Linked DNA regions of Homo sapiens: region 2 is linked to region 1. The links are chromatin loops, found by intact Hi-C in ENCODE. Cell type or tissue: heart right ventricle. All regions are shown on one strand. Links, peaks and the distances in the headings refer to the core of each region. The heading gives the core; the rest is flanking DNA.

The links. A loop is a pair of places that touch in the nucleus more often than their neighbours do. Peaks named below come from ENCODE experiments on the same cell type or tissue, not always from the same donor. Only the 100,000 strongest peaks of a DNase experiment are listed, where the experiment ranks them.
Region 2: a loop joins it to region 1, with 3 times the contacts of the local background. A loop is called at or near these places in 47 of 110 quality-filtered maps.

Annotation. Positions count from the first base shown.
Region 1 is chr14:59,178,817-59,186,716 of GRCh38, reverse strand. LOC107984642 (a long non-coding RNA gene) reads right to left here. Exons shown (of 2, transcript XR_001750928.1): 2 at 2,470-3,054. It also overlaps the pseudogene PPIAP5. Among named protein-coding and RNA genes, the nearest start is that of DAAM1, 5.9 kb to the left of the region's middle. In heart right ventricle, for the core only: no CTCF peak of the experiment used is centred there; no DNase peak of the experiment used is centred there.
Region 2 is chr14:59,432,690-59,440,589 of GRCh38, reverse strand. No RefSeq gene overlaps it. Among named protein-coding and RNA genes, the nearest start is that of GPR135, 29 kb to the left of the region's middle. RefSeq lists an enhancer at 1,409-1,578. In heart right ventricle, for the core only: no CTCF peak of the experiment used is centred there; no DNase peak of the experiment used is centred there; H3K27ac peaks cover 2,019 bases.

The DNA.
Region 1 (7,900 bases), core at 1,827-5,826:
TCAGTAATGAAGGAGAAGATGCAGTCTGTCTGAAAACAAAAATTCCATTCTCTTTAACAATATTATAGGGATGTGCCATGTGACATAGTCATCTCCATATAAAGGACAGCATACACAATAGACTGTAAGCACATAAATGTGGAGAAATGCACATGTGAACTGCTCTTCCTATCTAATAGCTATAAATATAGATAATAGATGTAGAAAGAGGGCATTGTGTTTGGAAAAATTATCTGCAAGTGGTGATGGATTTGAACTGATCCCTGCACAGTTTCATTGGTAACCAAGGGAAACAAAGATGGCTCTTTAACATGAGAAATACAGTCTGTAGAACTAGCAGCAGAGGAGGCTTAACCACTTCTTTGGAGACAGAAGGAAACTCACACACACACTCTCTCTCACTCACTTTCATACACAATCATTGTGTATGTTTGCATTTAATTTTTTCTAGGTGGCCAAGTAGTCTCATAAATCATCAAAAACACCCACTCTGTCTAGCTAATTGATATTCTCAGTCAAAATGGGTTTCTTTACTTTCTATCTTTTCATTTTACATAACTGCTGCTGTTCTGAAGACCTTATGAAAAGCCCTGCCTCATCCCATAATCGTGGCCTATTAATTAGGAACCTGTGAGACCACTAAGAACAGATTTGACAGTCTATACAGGTAGGGGATGAGGAGAAGGCACCACGAAGCATTTTGATGATCTTTTAAAATCACCTCTCTCAGTGCTGGTTATAAGGTTTTACTCTAGATACTGGATTTTAGATAAAGGAGGAAATGAGTTATCAACAGAGAGAAAGAAATGAAAGTGTGTAGCCTTGCGTGTACTTTCATGCAATAGCTTGGTGTTTTGCAACAATCAAGGTTGTATGCTAAGCCCAGGTTTGGGATTGTGCCATTCCATTATTTGTGATCCATGTTACTTTGCATATTTGTGTTATTTATTCTCTCTGAGCCTCAGTTTCCTTATTTATAAAATAGGGTTAATAATAATATATATTTCATGAGGTTTTTGAGGATTAAATTAAATGAAGCATGTAAAAATATTTTTCAAACTGAAAAGCACTATACAAATGTTAGTTCTTGATATCATTTGCAATTTTTCCCAAAAGATTATCTCAGAAATGTCAGGCCTAATTATGGAACAAGGTAATAAAAACCCATTTAAATTAAAAATTCTTATTCTTAACAGAGACTATTAGAAAGAATATAGCATGCACATATTATCTCACTCTAATTGGTAAGTAGGCAAAATGTACTTTGAAGACTAAAATGAGAAATTCAGGGTTGAACAGTGCCAGTCCTTGACTTGTTCTCAGATCTATATGTTCTTCCTCAGGATCCCCTGCTGTCCTCAGTAACATAGGGAGCTTTTCCCAAGCTTCCCAGCATGGAGAGGCACTGCTGGGGGATTGTAGGCAGGAGGAAGAGAGAAGCTAGGGAATTTCTTCACTTCCTCAGAGGTGCATTGGGTGATGTTTCTGGCAGTGGCAGCAGCATTTTCCTTGTTGGACTGGTCTGTCATGGTTCCAGCTTCTTCCAGGTCACCCTGGCCTTGTAACACCACCTTCTCCCTTTGTCCCTCTTGCCTAGCGGTAGAGATAGCTTCCTGCTGTTGCTAATCTCTGCGTTGGGTGTTTGGCTTCACAGATCTTCTATCACAGTATGGCCAATTCTCTGGACCACATTATCTCTGTTTTAAATACTACTTAGAATCGTTTCTGTTTTTTTGGTGGAACACTTTAACTGACATACTCACACTTTAGTTAAAGTTCTTTTAGGGGCAGACAACAAGAACTTTCTATGGCCAGTTTATGCAAAACAAAGAATGTAATGGGATTTATTCAAAGGATTAGACAACCAAGGCTCAAGACAAACAGGAACTGGACAAACTAGGAACCTAAGCAGTGGTAGTTTTCAGACCTCTCCAGAGCACTGGTCTACTAGCACTAAGACTCCGAGCTCTTTGTTCCAAATTTCAAATTCCTGAGAGAAGCTTATTGTCCTATGTCAGGCAACAGTCCCTGACTTAATTATCTTAAAGTACAATCCCCAGACCAGCAACATCAGTATCACCTGAGAACTTGTTAGATATGCAGATACTTGGGCCACACCTACACACCTACTGGAAAAGAAGCTTTAGGGATGGGTCCCACCACATGTGTCTTCACAAGTCCTCCAGCTGAGTCAGACACACTTGAATGTTTTTGAACCATGGATCTACAGCAAGCGTAACAAGATTGTGTGGCTCAAATATGATCACTCAGGACCTATCCCCGTGTGTCTGGGAGTCTTCTCAAAAAGGAGAAAGTGTGAATCTGGAAGCCACCCCAAGAGGTGTCAGTTAAAGCTGGTAAATCTATCAGGATCTTAATGGTAAAACTTGGTTCTTCCTGAGGGAGAGGACTTTGTAGCATTCTGAGCCAACTATTCAGTTTAGTCACTAAAAAGGCACTTGGAGGAGATTCATTTCACTGTGTTTAATTGAGAGCTCAGAAAAACTGAAAAAGCGGCATCGGAACAGAACAAGGGAGATGGAGTCATACAGAAACGTGAGAATGGCAACAATACTAAGGTTAGGCACAGTAAGTGGAGGGGTGAAAATACCTCCAGCCACCCAAAACTCTCTCCAGACCAGTCTTATTTGAACAGCTCCTCGGAGTTCAGAAAGAGAAACTCTCCTTTGACATATTTTAGCCGGTCTTCCTGTATAAGCTTCTTCGTAACTGGCTTACTCTTAGTCCATCTGTGAGACCTGTGCTGTTCAATTCTGTAGTCACTGGCCTCATGTGGCTATTTAAATTTCAATTAATTAAAATTGATGAAATTTTAAAACTCAATTACTCAGTCACAGTAGCCACATTTCAAGTGCTCAAGAGCTGTGTGAGGCCAGTGGCTACCATACAGGACATCACAGATACAGAGTATTCCCATTACTTCTTCAGAAAGTTCTGTTGGACAGCACTGCTACACATTTGTTCACTAATGACTGTTTAGATTCTTTCATGCTGAAATCCACCTTCTTTTCTTCTTCTTCCCCAAGTCAAATTCTGAAGAGAGAGAAAATGAAGAGACAAAGAGAAAGGATATATAATTGTTCTAGTTCACCAACTGAAGCTAGAACATATAATAAATCACTGGCCATCACGAAAAAGACAGCCCAACTAATGCTTAAATTCATTTGTCAGCAGGAAAATATAAATTAAGACTATAATGGGATACCACTACATACCCATCACATTGGTTAAAATTAAAAGGACCAACTATACTAAGCATTGCCAAAGATAAGAAACAAATCTTACACTGCTAGTGAAACTGTAAACTGGTAAAACTGCTTTGGAAAAATCTTTATTAGTATTTGCTAAGCATGAGCATACACATCCTTTATGGCTGAGCAATTTCACTGCTAGCAATATACCTAACAGAGTTGTGTATATGTGTTCACCAAAAGTTACCTATTCAAATGTTCATAGTTATGCTATTCATATATTCATACATGTATTCATATAGCCTAGGGTTGCCATACAATATTTGGGATATACTTACACTAAAAATATTTATTGTTTGTCTGAAATTCAAATTTAAGGAGACATTAGGTATTTTTATTTGCTAAATCTGGCAACTCCATGATAGCCCCAAACTAAAATCAACACAGTTGCTCATCAACGGTACAGTGGATAAATAGATTGTGGCATAGGCACATAATACTATATCGCAGGGGTTGGCAAACTTTTTTCTGTAAGGGGCCAGATAGTAAATATTTTAGGCTTTGAGGGCCATATGATCTCTGTTACAGTTACTCAGTGCTGCCATTGTAGCATGAAAGCAGTCGTAGACATAAAGGAATGAGTATGGCTGTGTTCCAATAAAGCTTTATTTACAAAACAGTCAGCTGGCCTGTAAGCCTGTAAGCCATAGTTTGCCAACCCGTGCTATCTGGCTATGAGAATTAACAAGCTATGTCTACGTGTGAAAATAGGAGGAACCGCACCAAAAAACACTGAGTAAAAAGAGTATATACTGTATGATTCCACTTATGTAACATTTTTTTAAAGAGGTAAAGCCATTGATAGTGTTAGAAGACAGAGTAACAGTTACCTTTAGGGGATAGTAATAGAAGAGAACATGAGAGGTCTCTGGGATGCTGGTATTTTTTATCTGGGTGCTGTTTATGTGGCTACTTTATTTTGTGAAAATTTATCATGCTGTACACTTAAGATTTGTGTCCACTTATGTATATACATATTAAAATAAAATATTTATATGAATTAAATACTAGGCCAAATTATCTCAAGATCATTCCCATAAGAAATTGTTTTATGTATTCTGGTACCCAAGTTTTTTAATATATTTTTCTAATTATAATGGTTATTCATGTCTTTTGTAAAGAATTTAGAAAATATTGCTACTTAAGGCCATAAAAATCACCCATGAGCCAACAAACGAGGGAGAAATATTAACATTTCTCCCTCCACTCCCCACCATCTTCCCTCTCATTGGATTTTTTTACATCATTAGCATTTTGAGTGCTATGTGATATTTTATTTTGGGAAGATAACCATTTGTTCTTGTTATTTATTTTTTATTTCATAATTATAAACTTAACTCTGTAATCCAGCTAGACTTAGAGAATAAGGAAAATATGGAACCCAAAGAATTGCAACAAGAGCACAAAGATAATGGACATTGCAAACAGATGGGATGGAGGGATACTCTCTTGAGCTACAGAAAGAACAGTGTGGTGGCTAAGATAAAACACAAGCCAAATTTATTAGAGTTGTCCACAGTTAGCAATGGCGATCTTCTTGTTGGTCTTGCCATTTCTGGACCCAAAGCACTCTGTGCCTTCCAAGATATTCCTTCTGTCTTTACCTTGCCAAAAAACCACATGCTTGCCATCCAACCACTCAGGCCCAGCTGTGCAGATGATAGACTGGAACTGTTGATGTTGGGTTCAGAATTTGCCATGGACAAGATGCCAGGACCTGTATGTGTCAGGATGAAGTTCTCATCCTCAAATTTCTCCCCGTAGATGGACTTGTGTCAGTACCACTATGGCATATGAAGTCACCACCCTGGCATAAAACCCCTGGAATAATTCTGTGAAAGCAGGAATACTTCTTTTCTCTCCAGTGGTCAAAGATCTAGGGGGTTAGGACTCCAGCATATGAATCAACATATGAATTGGGTGTGGGGGAATACAGTTCAACCCATAATAGTCAGAATACAAAAGTTGTCTGCTATCTCTGGAACCGTCTGCAAACAGCTCAAGGAAGGAGATGTGGCCCCAGGGCTCGCCATCCACTGTGACGTGGAAGAACAATGTGGCTCTATAGCATATGTTAGGTGTATTGGTTTGCTAGGGCTGCTGTAACAAAGTACCACAGAAATGTATTGTCTCACAGTTCTGGGGGCTACAAGTCCAAAATCAAGCCCTGTCTGTAGGGTTGGTTCCTTCTGAGGGCTGTAGGGGAAGGATGTGTTCCAGGCCTCTCTCCTTGGCTTGTAGATGGCCATCTACTTTCTATTATCCTCCTTCTATGCATGTCTATCTCTGTGACCAAATTTACCCTTTTTATAAAGATACCAGTCATATTGGATTAAGACCCACCCTGGCCAGGGGCAGTGGTCCATGCCTGTAGTCCCAGTGCTTTGGGAGGCCGAGGCGGGAGAATTGCTTGAGTTCAGAAGTTCAAGACTAGCCTGGGCAACATAGCAAGACCCCGTCTCTACAAAAAATACAAAAATTAGTCACGTTTGGTGGTCATGCTTGTGGTCCCAGCTATTTGGGAGACGGAGGTGGGAGGATCACTTGAGCCTGGGAGGTTGAGGCTGCAGGGAGCTGAGATCATGCCACTGCACTCCAGCCTGGGTGATGCAGTAAACCCCGTCTCAAGAAAAAACCAAACCAAACCAAACCAAATCAAAAAAACAGCAAAAGACCCACCCTAATGACCTCACTTTAATTTGACTGCCTCTGCAAAGACCCTTTTTCCAAATAAAGTCACACTCTAAGATCCTGGGGATTAAGACTTCAGCATATGAGTCAACATATGAATTGAGTGTGGGGGAATACAATTCAACCCATAATACTCAGTAAACACAAATAAGGGAAAACTGACTTTCTAGGTCTCAGCACCAGTGTTTTGCATGTCATAGTCACATAGATGTTAAAGCTGTTGAACATCTGATTAGGAAATATAGATAGGATCAAAAAACTGAATATAGCAACCTGAAACTTTTCAAAAATAATGGAAATAAAAAACAGAGGGTGTTTCCTGAGTTATGTGGAAGCCATGGTGCTGTTTTGGGGTGTGAAGGCTGAGGTCTTGCCTCTAGGTATCCAGCCCTGTCACTCTTGATCAGGAATTCTCAGATGAAGACTCTGCCGACCTTCCATTGGTAAAAATTCCCTGGTCATACATTTTAGACAAACCATCCCAAGTTAGCTTTCAAAATATCCCCTATTGAGGGTGTCATACAATTTTCATTTTCTTTTTCTCTTTAAAGGTCAAATCTCTGCATGGGCTCTTTAACCCTAAAATGGGCAGTCCATGTGTGGCAAAACCTTGTCTACAAGTAAAAGATGGGCTGAGTGGACAGAAAGAATTCTGTTTACTCTTTTGGTTTCTGTAACTTTCTTTGCCGGGAGTTATCCTGGCACACGTGTTCTGTTTCGTGGCAGAAATATTACAGCGTGTAGGATTTATTTAAGAGGCTTCTTTCACAGCAGGTTGTGCTAGCACTTAGACATTGGATTTTAAGATTAGGGATGACTTTAGTCCTGTATTACATGAGAACCTTGTGATGTGGAATTTCTCATGGAAAGCCACACTTCAGTACAATATGTCATGGCATATTATCTTTGAGAGTATTTTCTCTTCACCAAACTGTGATTGTAACCTTTTCTCTCGGGTTGTCTGTGCCCTCTCCCTGTGTCTCAAGCTCCTAAAATAATATTTTGGGTTGTCAGAAGACTAACCACCCAGTTAAAGGGGAAAGGGAGATATTGGAATGCTTCTTTCTGGCTTTGCTTTCTTGCGAGTGACAGGTTTTCTTCTCTGGGATTTATGTTATTGTTTTAGAAAATTATACTCATTTAAATCTAAACATAGTTAACGCAAGCAAAATATAACCCCATTACTTTTCACACACGTGTAACAGTGATTCTGAATAACAGGGTCAACTCCCTCTTGACTTAGGCATGTAAGTTAACTATGCTTGAAGCTACACTACCTCTGGCTACAAGCACGCTAGAATTTGCAAGTTGAGCAGCTTTGAGTAAGGTCAATGCTAGGATGGGAATCTCTAACAAAAACCCAGACGTATCAGAGATGAACATAGGATTTTAAGTGTTTGATTGTGTCCCAATTCACTTGTGGCAGATCCTTACAGCCATCATTTCAGAAAGCCTTGTCACAAGGCACATCCCTACTTAACGTTCAGGTGAAGAGTTCCCTGCTCAAGGTAGATGCACATCGGTGGTATGCTGGGAACCCACAGCCCTGCCTCACAAAACCCATTGTCAAATTTGGGAAATTTTGTGAGCCAATTGTTAAACACAGCTGATATTAAAAATTAAATTGTATAAACATAATTATATTATATTGAAAACAAAGGTAATAAATACTCTAAGGTCATCACTTGTTAATTGTTACTCATTTTACTATTATTTGTGCTCTTGTGGTCCCTCTGAATCTGAGTGCTGGAAGTACTGTCATGATGTGTTACTGTACATCTCTCCCCAACCTCACATTCAGTGATGTCACACTGGTAGCAAGACATCAGTCGTAATGGGAGTATTTCCAACAAAGAAATCTGCAGATGCTACAAATTAGGGCTTCCCTCACAGATCCAGTTGTTAAATGCTTACTGGCATCCCCATCTCCTTGTATT
Region 2 (7,900 bases), core at 1,260-5,259, 250 kb before region 1:
AAGAGGTTGAAGTGTGGACTGTTAAGTGCTGGCTTCCACAGATGTGAGAACCTAGCTATGCTTTGGGACTGCATTTCAAACAACCCCAGGTTCTGTGGGAGGCAGGACTGCTGTTCCACAATGGGGAAGGAGAGAATAGGTTTGCTCCATGTGATATACTGGGGCATCTCTTAGTGTTCGCCTGTCTAAAGTTGACAGTGAAGGAACAGTGCAGATCATTGGCCCTAAGGAGGGCATAGTGAGCAGGGCTTCGATGGCACAGTAATGAGGGCCTGGGTCACCCCTATGGGCAAGCCACCCGGTCTAGTGGAGGTACCAGCCAAAAGTAATGAGAATTCAAAAATTGAATATTAGTTGCAACTCTGCAATCAGGTGCAGCAGTGGGGATTATACTTCATTCCACCAACTTTCCTTTTGTAAATTTCACTGGAAAAGAGACCAACCAAAAGGAAGCAGGTGGTGTGACTGTTTTATACAAAGCAAATGGATCTGAGCAGTTCAAAGGGTGCACTGAATGGATAATGTGGTGTCTTGCTCAGATACCTGCTTCAGGACCAAGGCATTCATTTCCCCAGCTGTCAGAATTATTACCTGTTGATGGCTCAGAGCAAATCCCTCACCAAGAATTGCCCTCAGGTGAAAGGAATTTCTTCACCCAGCATTATGACCACTCCCCAGGTGCAGCCCACATCCAATGACTGGTCAGTGTGGTGATATACAAATCAGGCCCCCTTGCCTTAATTTGGAACAACTCAGAAAGGCCAGCGTAGCTTCCAAGCTCCAGTGGGATTAGCTGAGATGTTTTTTTGCAATTACATCACAATTCGACTCTTTTTGCTCAACCCTGGTTCCTTAACGTCTCACAGTTTTTATCTTGAGACCATTGCACAATAAACTTCCCATACACAAATCTGTTTCTCTATCTTTTTCCTGGGAAATATGACATAAGATAGTTTCCTATTAAATATTTTTAAAATATGTAGGAAATGTATGTTTGTGACATCTTTTATCAAAAATATTCTGGAAATATGCTATGCTTGAGTTTATTTTAACTAATTTAGCAAACCTTAGTAAAGCAAATGTAAAGATTTAGCAACGGAATAATATTTGGCAATTAGCTGTAAATCACTGGACAGGCATTTAAAGCATGCTATTTGGATGGCTATGCTTCATTTTTAAGTAATTCATATGTGTTCAGCCAAATCAAATAAACTGCTTTAGTTCTTTTCATAACATCTGAGGTTAATAAAATAAGTAAAAGGGTTGATAAGCTTTCAGTTTTCCATGTTTTTAATTTATGAAACATTTTTAAACTAAGCTTTGTCGTCATGAAACATGTTTTTATGCCTAAGGTTTATTGATTTTCTACCTCATGCTTTCAATAGTTTGACTTACTTTGTCTAATATGACAAGTTCAGAATTCATTAAACATTATTTTGTTGAAATTTTATTTCTCTAAATGGGAGGTTCTATATTAAATGTCTTTAAAAATTCGTTTCACAACTATATTGATGCTAATGAGGCCTGAGAGATAGCAAGTGATAAAGCAACATTGTAGAAGCTGTTCAAATGTGTTTTTTTATGACAACTCAGAGATACTATTCACAAACCATACTATTTATCCTTTAAAGTGTACAATTCAGTGGTTTTTAGTCTATTCACAGACTTGTGCAACTCTCACCACGATCTAACTTCCTAACCTAAAAAGAAACCCCATACCCACTAGCTGTTCCTCTGCATTTCCCTCTCCTCCCGGTCTCTGGAAAACACTACTCTCTATCTCTATGGATTGGTATATTCTGGATATTTGATATAAATTAAGCATACAATATGTGGTCTTTAGCATCTGACTTCTTTCTCTCAGCATGATGTTTTTGAGGTCCATTCATGCTGTAGCTCATATCAGTACTTCTTTCTTTTTATTCCTGAATAATATTCTGTTTTTCAGATAAAAACACATTTTGTTTACTCATTCATTAGGTGATGGACATTTGAGTCATTTCCACTTTTTAGGTATTGTGAACAATGCTGCTATGAACATTGTGTATGAGTTTTGTGAGGACATTTGTTTTCATTTCTTTTGAGTATATACCTAGGAGTGAAATTGCTGGGTCATATGGTATCACTTGGTTGACCATTTTGAGGAACTGCCAAATCATTTTCCAAGGCAGCTGCACCATTTTACATTTCCACTAGCAATGTATAAGGATTCCAGTTTCTTCACACCCTCGCCAATACCTCTTATGGCTATTGCTTTGTTTTGTTTTTAGTATTAGTCACCCTGACAGGCATGAAGTGGTATCTTATTGTGGTTTTGACTTGCATTTCCCTAATAATAATGATGTTGAATGTCTTTTATGTGCTTGTTGGCCATTTCTATTTAATATGTCTCCTTTGGAGAAATGTCTATATAAGTATTTTCCCTATTTCTAAATTGGGTTATTTGTCATTTTATTGTTGACTTGTAGGAGTTCTTTATATACTCTGGATACAAGTTCCTGTCATATATCAAGATTGCAAATATTTTCTGTCATATTGTAGGTTGCCTTCTCACTTTCTTGATAAAATCTTTGATGTCCCCAAGTTTTTTATTTCTATGAAGTCCAATTTATCTTTTTTGTTTGTTTTATTGCTTGTGCTTTTATTGGCCTACCTAAACAGGCTTATCCTAAGTTCTCAAAGATTCACATGTGTGTTTTCTTGTAAGAGTTTGTTTCTTTTGGCTCTTTTATTTAGGTCTATTTTGAGTTGATTTTTATAGACAGTGTGCGGTAGGAGTCTAATTTTATTCTTTTGCACGTAGATATCTAATCGTCACCGTACCATTTGTTGAAAAGATTATTCTTTCCCCCATTGAATTATCTCGGGACACTCACTGAAAATCAATTGATTATAAATATGAGGGTTTATTTCTGGATTCTCAATTCCATTCCAGGATATGGGTTTATCCTTCTGTCAGTTTCACACTGTCTTGTTTACAATAGCATTGTAATAGTAAGCCTTGAAATTGTGAAGTGTGAGCCTTCCAGTTTTGTTATTCTTTTTCAAGATTGTTTCTGGGCCTCTTACATTTCCATGTGGATTTTAGAATCAGCTTGTCAACTTTTGCAAGAAAGCCAGCTGGGAATTTGATAGGGATTTCATTAAATCTGTAGTTCAATTTATAGAATATTGCCATCTTAATGATATTAAATCTTCCAGTCAGTGAACACAAGCTGTCTTTCCATTTGTTTAGGCGTTCATTCATTGCATTCAACATTTTTTTGTAGTTTTCAGAGTACAAGTTTTATACTTTTTTTTGTGAAATTTGTTCCTAAGTGTTTTATTCATTGTGCTGCTATCATAAATGGAATTCTTTTCTTAATTTCATTTTGGATTCTTCATTGTTAGTGTATAGAAATACAACTGTTTTTAATATTATTTTTTAGCCTGCAAACTTACTGAACTTGTTAATTAGTTCTTTTTAAGCAGATTTCTTATTCAAATACAATATGTCATCTGCAAATAAAAATAGTTTTACTTTTCTTCTTTCTGAACTAGATGCCTTTTATTTGGCTATAATTGCGGTTTTTGCCAATAAAAAGTAATGGCAAAAACCACAATTACTTTTGCACCAACCTAATATTTCATTTTTCTTACCTAACTTCCCTGGCTATAACCTTCAGGTTGAATACAAGTGGTGAGAGCAGACATCTTGTCTTTTTCCTGATCTTAGGGGGAAAGTATTGTCTTTCCCAGGTAAATATTAGCTCTGGGCTTTTAGTACATGCCTTTCATCATCAGGTTGTGGAAGTTCTCTTCTATTCCTGTTAATAGTTTGCTGAATGATTTTTTGTCATGAAAAGGCTTTGGATGTTGTCAAATGCTTTTTAATGCATCTGCTGAGGTGGTCATGTGGTTGATTGATTTTTGGATGTTAATCCAACCTTGCATTCCTAGGATAACTGGTATATAATGGTGATAATGGTATATAATCCATTATAGTTGAATTGTCTATTTCTCCCTTCCATTCTGTCTGTTTCTCCTTCATGCATTTTCAGTTCCTGTTACTTGCATATTTGTTTATAATTGTTATATCTTCCTTATGGATTGACCCTTTTATCATTGTTCAGCATTTTTGAATGTCTGAGAAATGAATCAAGTGAGGATACAGCAGATAACCTACAGAATTCTGCATCTGCTGAGCCAGATTTTCTGGTAATTTTTTTGAAAATTTCCCAGTAATTTTGTTGAAATTGCATTCAGAGCAACAGATGGGAGTGCAAGAAAGATTGATCGTTATACTAGTTAGGAAGCTTTCAGCTGTAAGAAATGGAAACCCCAACTCTAACTAGCCTAAACAATAAAGCTGACTTATCAGTACACCCAACTGCAGAGTCAAATTGCTTTTGCAACCAGAGTTCCTCATTTGAACCACAGAACATAAAAGTAATTTGAGTAACTTTTCTCAGTTCACCCAAGGATAGGACATACTTAGTACCATTCCAGTTGCATAGGACAGAAGCTACATTATTGCATGCAATGTATATCTTAGGGCTTATTTCTTCTATTGAACTTTGAGAAAGACTGGTCCCATAGTAGTGTAAGCTTCAGATTTATTTTGATCAAGGACCCTGTTTCAATGTGAGTGTGGTGTTTTTGTTTACTTATGTTTTGTGTAAATTCTGGTCTCTCTCATGTGTAGAGTTTATCTTCAAACTGGTTTTCCTCTGGATTAATAGGTGGGTGAGATAGCAGCCAGGGGAAGGAGGTAGCTTTTCCCCTCAAAGCCATGGAAAAAATGTCCTGAATCCTGCTTTGATGGTCAGCATTAAGTCATATGTCCATCCCTAATCAATCTTTGTGGCATATTGAGTTCAAAGCAACCTGGGGGCACCCCTGGAGTTGGGAGTGAAGTCAACCCCACCCAATGCAACCTATACAAAAGGAGAGATTGAAATTGATGTTGGGGAGATACTACAATGTCTTCTAAATTTATCTCCATATTTAAGGCCTAAAATTTTAGGAGCTAGTTTCATGTTTGTGACAAATGCTGGTAGCTGCCTTAGTGGCATTCTATTTCAATGGTAACAAGAAAGTTAACAACTCATGTTATGAAGAAATAGGATAATTCCTAGCGTAGTAACCCAAATAAAGTTAATTATCTTAATTATCTTAATAATCAGAAGATACAATAGCAGATTTATCTACTGCCATTTGCTGTGAAGCCCTTTGTACCACCAACGCTGCTCTGTTGTATCTTTAAAGAGCCTAGTGACTGCAGATCCCCTTCTGCCACAGTTATCATGTGACACTAAGTCATTGGCAGGCAGGGGAGTTCTTTTGAATTCTGGTTGTTTTTAGTTTAGTGCAAATTCGTAAGTCCAGATGAATTTTATCCCAGGGTGATGAACAAATATGGAGATGCTTTCAGAACTGCTATATATAATCTTCAAAACTGTTGGGGGGTAGTTGATGTTAGGAAAATGGAGACACCTCCTCATCCAGATTTTCAAAAGGTCAAATCCTATAAGATGATATCATGTCCTAGAAAAATTCAAGAGCTCATTTTAAACAGATGGTGGAAGAACATTAGAAAAGAAGTTATCGCTAGGAGTCAAAAAAGTAGTTCAGTAATTGTAAGACAGGCCAAATTATCCTCATTATTGATTTGTTGCATCTGGGGAATGCCATACCTATAATGTACCATGACTAGCATGGTTGGAAGTCCTCCAGCGCAGCCTTCTGAAGAGGCTGGAGAGATGCTGGCTCTTTATTGAACTGTGAGGTGGAGTCACAGCTGGCTGAACCAACACAATAACCTAAGTATCTATGTGGCAGGATATCTCTTTTAGAGTATCACAGCGTTTAATCCTTACATTTTTTTCTATAAAACATTTTTTATGATTACTTGGAAAAAGATACAAAAGAACATAATTTGGTGTAATTATTTCAATGAAGCTAATGAGATTTCCTGCCACACAGATGAATACAGAGCATTACCTTCATAACTGTTATAACCTGTTGTGGCAGATGACATCTGGAGTATTTGTCCTGGTCTGAGCAATACATTATAAAATTGGTTTAGAAAAATTTGCAGCAGAGATTAGTATGGCTAGATCTGCCTGGAAAATGACCTGTGAAGGAAAGTTAAGAAAAAAATGTATGTTTAACTTGGGAAAAAAAAAATTTTGGAAGCAGGGCCTGTGATACAGTTTGGATATTTGTCCCTGCCCAAATCTCATGTTGAATTGTAATCCCCAATGCTGGAAGCGGGCCTGGTGGGAGATGTTTGGATCATGGGGGCAGATTCCTTATGGTTTGGTGCTGTCTTCACCATCGTGAGTGAGATCTGATGATTTAAAAGTGTGTGGCACCTCCCCCGGCCCTTGCTCCTATTCTTGCCATGTGATGTGACTGCTCCCCCTTTGCCTTTCATCATGATTGGAAACTTCCTGAGGTTTCCCCAGAAGCAGATGCCACTATGCTTCCAGTTGACAGCTTGCAAAGCCGTGAGCCAATAAATCTCATTTCTTATAAATTACCCAGTCTCGGGTATTTCTTTACAGCAATGCAAGAACGGTCTGACATAGCCTTATACTATCTTCACGTGTTAAAAGAGGACGGGATTGGGCCGGGCGTGGTGGCTCACACTCTTAATCCCAACAGTTTGGGAGGCCAAGGTGGGCAGATCACCTGAGGTTGGGAGTTCACAACCAGCCTGACCAACATGGTGAAACCCCGTCTCTACTAAAAAATACAAAATTAGCCGGACATGGTGGTGCATGCCTGTAATCCCAGCTACTCGGATGGCTGAGGCAGAAGAATCGCTTGAACCTGGGAGGCAGAGGTTGCAGTGAGCCAAGATGGCACCATTGCACTCACTCCAGGCTGGGGCAACAAGAGCGAAACTCCATCTTAAAAAAAAAAAAAAAAAAAACCCAGGATTTTTTTTTTTTTTTAATTTACAGATGAACGATGAGTTGATGTCAGATTAAGGTCAGAGTTTTATTCTATATAAATTAACTGTCTAATGAATAGGTTGAACAGGGAGGGTATAGATTCCCATTCTCTAGGGATATTCAAGTAGATGCTGTAGAAGGATTCTGTAGGGCTGAGTTAGATGACCTCAGAGAGATACTCTGATGTGCTGTGGTTTGTAAACATGTGTGGCATATTTTAAAAGCATATTGTAATTATATTTTAAGCCATACGTATGTAATCTTGGCAAGAACATTGTTTCTTCTCGAGTCATTCACATGCTAATAGGCACTCTCTGAAACACAGTCCTATGCCAGTTGGAGCCTGTGGGATGTGGCATATACTGGGACAAGAGAAGGTTCCAAAGCTCTTATATTAGGTGAATACCAACTCTATCTGGATTTGTCATTCTAAAAGCCATCAGGAAACCATGTTGCTGACTCCTAAGGATTATACGTCTTTTCTTTTCTTTTCTTTTTTTGAGACGGAGTCTTGCTCTTTCGCCCAGGCTGGAGTGCAGTGGCGCGATCTCGGCTCACTGCAAGCTCCGCCTCCCGGGTTCACGCCATTCTCCTGCCTCAGCCTTCCGAGTAGCTGGGACTATAGGCGCCCGCCACCACGCCCGGCTAATTTTTTGTATTTTTAGAAGAGACAGGTTTCACTGTGTTAGCCGGGATGGTCTCGATCTCCTGACCTCGTGATCCGCCCGCCTCGGCCTCCCAAACTGCTGGGATTATAGGCGTGAGCCACTCCACTCCGGGCCATACGTCTTTTCTAAATGCTCCCAAACCACTGTTTAACAACATCCTAAAGACTTTCTAGGCCATGAGAGGTATCATGTTCTGGAATTCGCCTTTTTGAAAATCAGTGTCTTCACTGTTCTCACACGTCTACTATAAATAAGGGGAGTAATTTAATTCCTATTATATGTATGTGTATG